2 separate regions of the Mus musculus genome follow, and region 2 is linked to region 1. The links are chromatin loops, found by intact Hi-C in ENCODE. Cell type or tissue: heart. All regions are shown on one strand.

Evidence for each region. A loop is a pair of places that touch in the nucleus more often than their neighbours do. Peaks named below come from ENCODE experiments on the same cell type or tissue, not always from the same donor. Only the 100,000 strongest peaks of a DNase experiment are listed, where the experiment ranks them.
Region 2: a loop joins it to region 1, with 2.2 times the contacts of the local background. A loop is called at or near these places in 2 of 42 quality-filtered maps.

What each region holds. Positions count from the first base shown.
Region 1 is chr16:95,208,419-95,210,918 of GRCm38, reverse strand. The region is part of intron 3 of Gm31641 (predicted gene, 31641); the gene reads left to right. Among named protein-coding and RNA genes, the nearest start is that of Gm31754, 31 kb to the left of the region's middle. In heart, a CTCF peak has its summit at 1,561 (motif pointing left); no DNase peak of the experiment used is centred here.
Region 2 is chr16:95,290,563-95,293,062 of GRCm38, reverse strand. Kcnj15 (potassium inwardly-rectifying channel, subfamily J, member 15) reads right to left here. Exons shown (of 4, transcript NM_001271691.1): 3 at 1,155-1,252. Among named protein-coding and RNA genes, the nearest start is that of Gm31641, 32 kb to the right of the region's middle. In heart, no CTCF peak of the experiment used is centred here; a DNase peak (open chromatin) is centred at 1,472; H3K27ac peaks cover 1,269 bases.

The sequences.
Region 1 (2,500 bases):
GTTTCATTGCTGTGAAGACACCACAACCAAGGTGACTCTTATAAGGACAACATTTAATTGGGGCTGGCTTACAGGTTTAGAGGTTCAGTCCATTATCATCAAGGATGGAATATGGCAGCATCCAGGCAGGCATGATGCAGGAGGAGCTGAGAGTTCTACATCTTCATCTGAAGGCTGCTAGAAGACTGACTGCCTCCCATGTGGTTAGGAGGAGGGTCTTATTGCCCATCCCTACAGTGGCACACCTCCTCCAACAAGGCCACACTTACTCCAACAAGGCCACATCTACTCCAACAAGGCCCCACCTCCTAATAGTGCTATTCCCTGGGCCAAGTATATTCAAACCACCACACCCACTAAGAGTGATCCCCCTTCACATGAACTAAGGACCTTAGTCTATCTACATAAATCCCTGTGCCATATAGAACACTGTCACAGGAGTCATACCTATTCTGCCCACAGCTTTTATCTCCACTCAAGGAGAAGGAATAATTCAGGATCACGGTCAGGTTGGAACTTTGCCCATCCCAGATGACAATTATACCTCTCTGGACAACGCCTAGAACAAGCTGTCTGCAATGCTTTCTCTTTCCCATCTGGAAAATTTTCTGAGTTTGAAATGGATCTGGTTGTTGAAAGAAAGGGTCCGTTAACACATGGTTTCCCAGCACAATGATGGACACTCCCTCTGGGACTAAACTAATTCTTGACTCATCCTTGGATCTACTCTACTCTTGACTCATCCCTAGATCTAATCTAAAGACCACCAATGGCACAGACATTCCAGAGGGCTGGTGAGGGTACTGGTGTGGCTAAGCATCAGTCACTACCTTAGGGTTCTTGTCCTAGGGAAGTGAGGTGCTGAAGATGCCCAGAATGATAATAGAACAGACTGGGTTACACACACGATAGGCAGCATGAAGGGAACATGTCTGCGCAGAATGCCTCTTCTCTCAGTCCCTTCATGGCTCCAGTCATGCACTCCCGAGTCTTATGCACTATCCAGCTTCCTGTCTTCAATGCTTCAGTAACTGGATGCTAGCATATGTTAAAGATGACAGGAATGGAAGCGTGGGGGAGGGAAGTCATTCCAGTTTCTATCTACATTTGTTGGGCAGAAGATTTAAAATTTTTATTTTTCTCAGCTGTCCTTTTATCACCTAGGGCCTTGTTGTTAACTAGCACATTTTTTCTTTTAGGCTATTTGTGGTAGATCCTTGAAAGGACCCAGGATGAGGTATGTGCAGCTCCCCAAGAGATAGATATTCCTGAAGATCCCTTTACAAACGACTTTGTCCCCCTCACTCCAACTTGGAGCCAATGTGAGGTGTCATTTCATGGCTGATCCTAAAATGTCTGGGAATTTTAGGTGAATAGTAGGTTTAGTCCAGAGGTTTTTGGTCTAAACAGATCTTTATCAGTTCTGGAGTTATTATAATAAGTCAGCAGTTCTCAGCAGAAGGGTTCTTTTGATCTTTGGGTCTGTAGAGTGCTGACTTCTTTTTTTTTTTTTTTTTTGTCACAACAAGAGGTCACTGCTGGCATCTAGTGGTGGAGGCCTGGGATGTTTCTGTCATGGCATGGCACTCCAGATGGCCTCCAGAACTGAGTATCCAATGTCAAACACCAACAGAGTTTAGTTTGAGAAACCTTGAATTGAACCAGCCCAGGCTATGTGACCTTCATCAAGGCAAAGCTGTTCTCTCTGAACTGGGATACCCTCCCACCTCTCTGTGCCCCTCACCAAATCAGGACAAGCAATTCCAGCTGACCTTGGAGGCCTGCCTGCCTTGGGCATAAATTCACCAGGCTGGGTTGGAGGCCTAGGGACATATTGCTGCCTTGATCTCTTGCCATGCTGAGTCCTAGGCGTTCCAAGTATTTACCATCCTCTGCAAGACTGAATTCTCACTCACAGAGGTGAGCCAGGGGCATCACAGGGTGCCAGTGCTGTGTGTGTTCAGTGAATGATTTGACGGAGAGGGAGAGGGAGAGGGAGAGGGAGAGGAGGGAGAGGGAGAGGGAGAGGGAGAGGGAGAGGGAGAAGGCAACTTGGTTAGATTTCTGCTGATCTTTCCAATTTAAGGTAGAAACCCAAAGCTTGACCCTAATGTGCCTTGGTCAGATACAGTACAATCTTCTGCCTTTCTATTGGACATTTCTGGATCAAAGAAATAAATGGTGGGGGAGGGTGGCAAAGCATTTTACTTTTCCTTAGAAAGAAAAGGAAGTTGTAGATTGTGAAACCCATTGATTTATAGTGTTTCTCTTCCCTCCTATCTCTGGGTAGAGAAATGGAACTTACTTTTCTTGCCCTGTGACTTTAGGTGTGGTTCCGTGGCTTTAGGCTAAACTCAACTACGTGAAATGATTTATCTGCAGTGTGTCCTTGAGTGTATGACTTAGCTTTTGCCTCAGTTTCCTTATCTGTCAAGTGGAGATTACAGTCCTGCCTACAGACTGGGTTACTGTGATAATCAAATGGGTAAATATTTACCAG
Region 2 (2,500 bases), 82 kb before region 1:
TGACGGAAACTGATGACTCCGACATTCCTCGGAAAAGATAACGTTGGCGATTACAGGGGAACTCTACCTGACTGGCATGGTTTTCCCCTACCTCATTGGCATTCTAAGAATCGGGGGGGGGGGAATCTCCCCTTTGAAAAGCAATAAATGGGTATGCATTATCTTATGATTCAGGCACTAATCGTTCTGGTAGAGGGGCATTTTGGCAATAAAATTCATTTTAGAATGAATGCAGGCAAATCTCTTCATGGAAACAAGAGTCCCCATTGAAGGCCAGCACCTGCTCAGGATGTAAAATGGTGCCACAGGCCATTAAATCTTCCTGTTTCATTGTGAACACCCCTTGAAATGGTCTTTTTGAAATTTTTTTTTCTTGAAAAGACATGTTTTGTTTTCATTGAAAGGAAGAGTGTAAGTTACTTAGAGCTTCAACTTCTTGAAGCCTACTTTACACTTCCTAGGATCTATTCCTTAGAGCCAGGGACATTGCAGGAAGCTTGGAAGTTCCTTCTTGTGCCCCAGACCATACTCTTTAGTTTATAATGAGGGAGAAAGTAACCCTGCTGAGGCTTGGAAAGGGCCTACCATGCTGAATGCAGAGGCAGGCTGTGGCAGGAGCTCTGCCACAGGCAAGCACAGCTTACCTGCAAGTGTGCAAGCGACCGGCTGTGCTTAAGGAGAAAGACAGAGGAAGGAGAGCTCTGGGGAACAGGCATGCCACTCAGCCCACTGAATCCAAAACAAGGGCTTAAGTTTTTCCAGGACAAGTGAAACGTGAGTGTCCTGCACACCGAAGAGGTGCTTCCTTCTGTACAGCGCTTTCCAGATTCTGGGGACTGTGGCCTTGTTCCTGGGGCTTCTGTTTCTCCCTCTGTCTCTCCCTCATTCTTGCTGGGGGGGGGGGGGGGTTGAACTGGCTTGGGGTGAACCGTGTGCCTTCCTGTTTCTGGTAAGCTCTGGCTGCAAGCCTGAGCACCTGGCTTTGGGATCCAAGCAATCAGGGCTTGGGACTTGTGGCCTCCTGCAAGTGCATGGCTCAGGATCTCTCTGAGGGGGAAACAAGAGCTAAGGGAAGGTTGCAGGGCAGCCATCTCCTCTATCCTCCAACCCCTGCCCCCAGTCTATAGCCCTCTGCCCTCCAAGCCCTTTACTACCTGGTCACTCACTCTGTAGGTCAGGAATCTTCTGCAGGGTAAGTGGCGCGTCCTCGCTCCCCTTCTCCCACCTGGCTACCATGGGGCTCTGCTATGGCCTGAAAGAAAGAGGAACAGACACGTGCTGTTCACAGGTAGAACGGAGAGCACCCAGCCAGCCTGGTCCCTGAGGATTCCTTTAGAGCACTGGGTGTGGCATTTACCTTCAAATCCCTGGCCATCTGGCAGGATGCCCAGGACAGGCTACATGGCCAAGAATTTTTAAGAATGAAGCCCCGTTGCTACCACCACAGCCTTCGCTAGGAATCCAGCCCCTGGAGGGAGCTCATTGGCAAAAGGCACTGGAGAGAAGGGTCAACCCACCCCCACCAAGGCTGTAGTGATCCAAGCAGGAGGCAGGAAGGGGAAGCGCAGAGGAAGTAAACAGCGCACAGTTGAGGGGAAGAGTCCGGAATAGTCCCGCCGCCTGTGGAAATTCATTGCTACTCTTGAGATACAGAGTTAGGTAAAAAGGGCTGTTAGCACCATCTCAAAAAATGACAGAGACTCTAGAAGAGGAGACTGGAGCCTGGGAGGTGGGGGAAGGCTCAGCTGGGGAGCCAGGGGAGGAAGGAGGTGCAAAATTATAGAAGGCAGACCAGTACTCTTCCCCATGCACCCCCAAGGCTGTGGGAGCCACACCAGTGTTTTTCCCAAACCGCCCCCCACCCCCATTATCCTGTGCTCTGTGTGATCTGGTCTAAACTTAAGGAGCTTTTTAAAATTCTTTTTTGAAATTCATTCATATTCTCTCTCTCTCTCTCTCTCTCTCTCTCTCTCTCTCTCTCTCTCTCTCTCTCTCTCTCTCCCCCTCCCCCTCTCCCTCTCCTTCTCCCTCCCCCTCTCCCTCTCCCTCTCCCTCCCTCCCTCCCTCCACCCTCTGTGTGTGTGTGTATAATTTACCAATCATTTATCAACCAGTTAACAATCGCCTGCCGTTTTCCTAATTTTTATCTACTATCTATAATCTACGAGTCATCTCTACAGCATCTATCAAATAAGCAATTAATCTACTATCTATCTGCATATCGTCTATTACCTGGCTACCCATGTTCTCCATCCAGCCACCTTCCTTGTCTGTTTTCTATTTTTCTCGGTCAACCTTTGCACCTTCGTGTCTGTCTCAGGTTCACAGGTTTCAGATTGCCGATCAGTCCTTTATTTACAGTAGTTACTGGTTTATAGTTACTATATTCCTCCTCTCAGCCCCTTCAGCCTAACAGATACCAGATCTTAGTGGGTCCACTGCATGGCTGGAGCACAGGCCTTTGCTCATTGCTCTGCTGAGACTGGTAATCTGCCTTGTA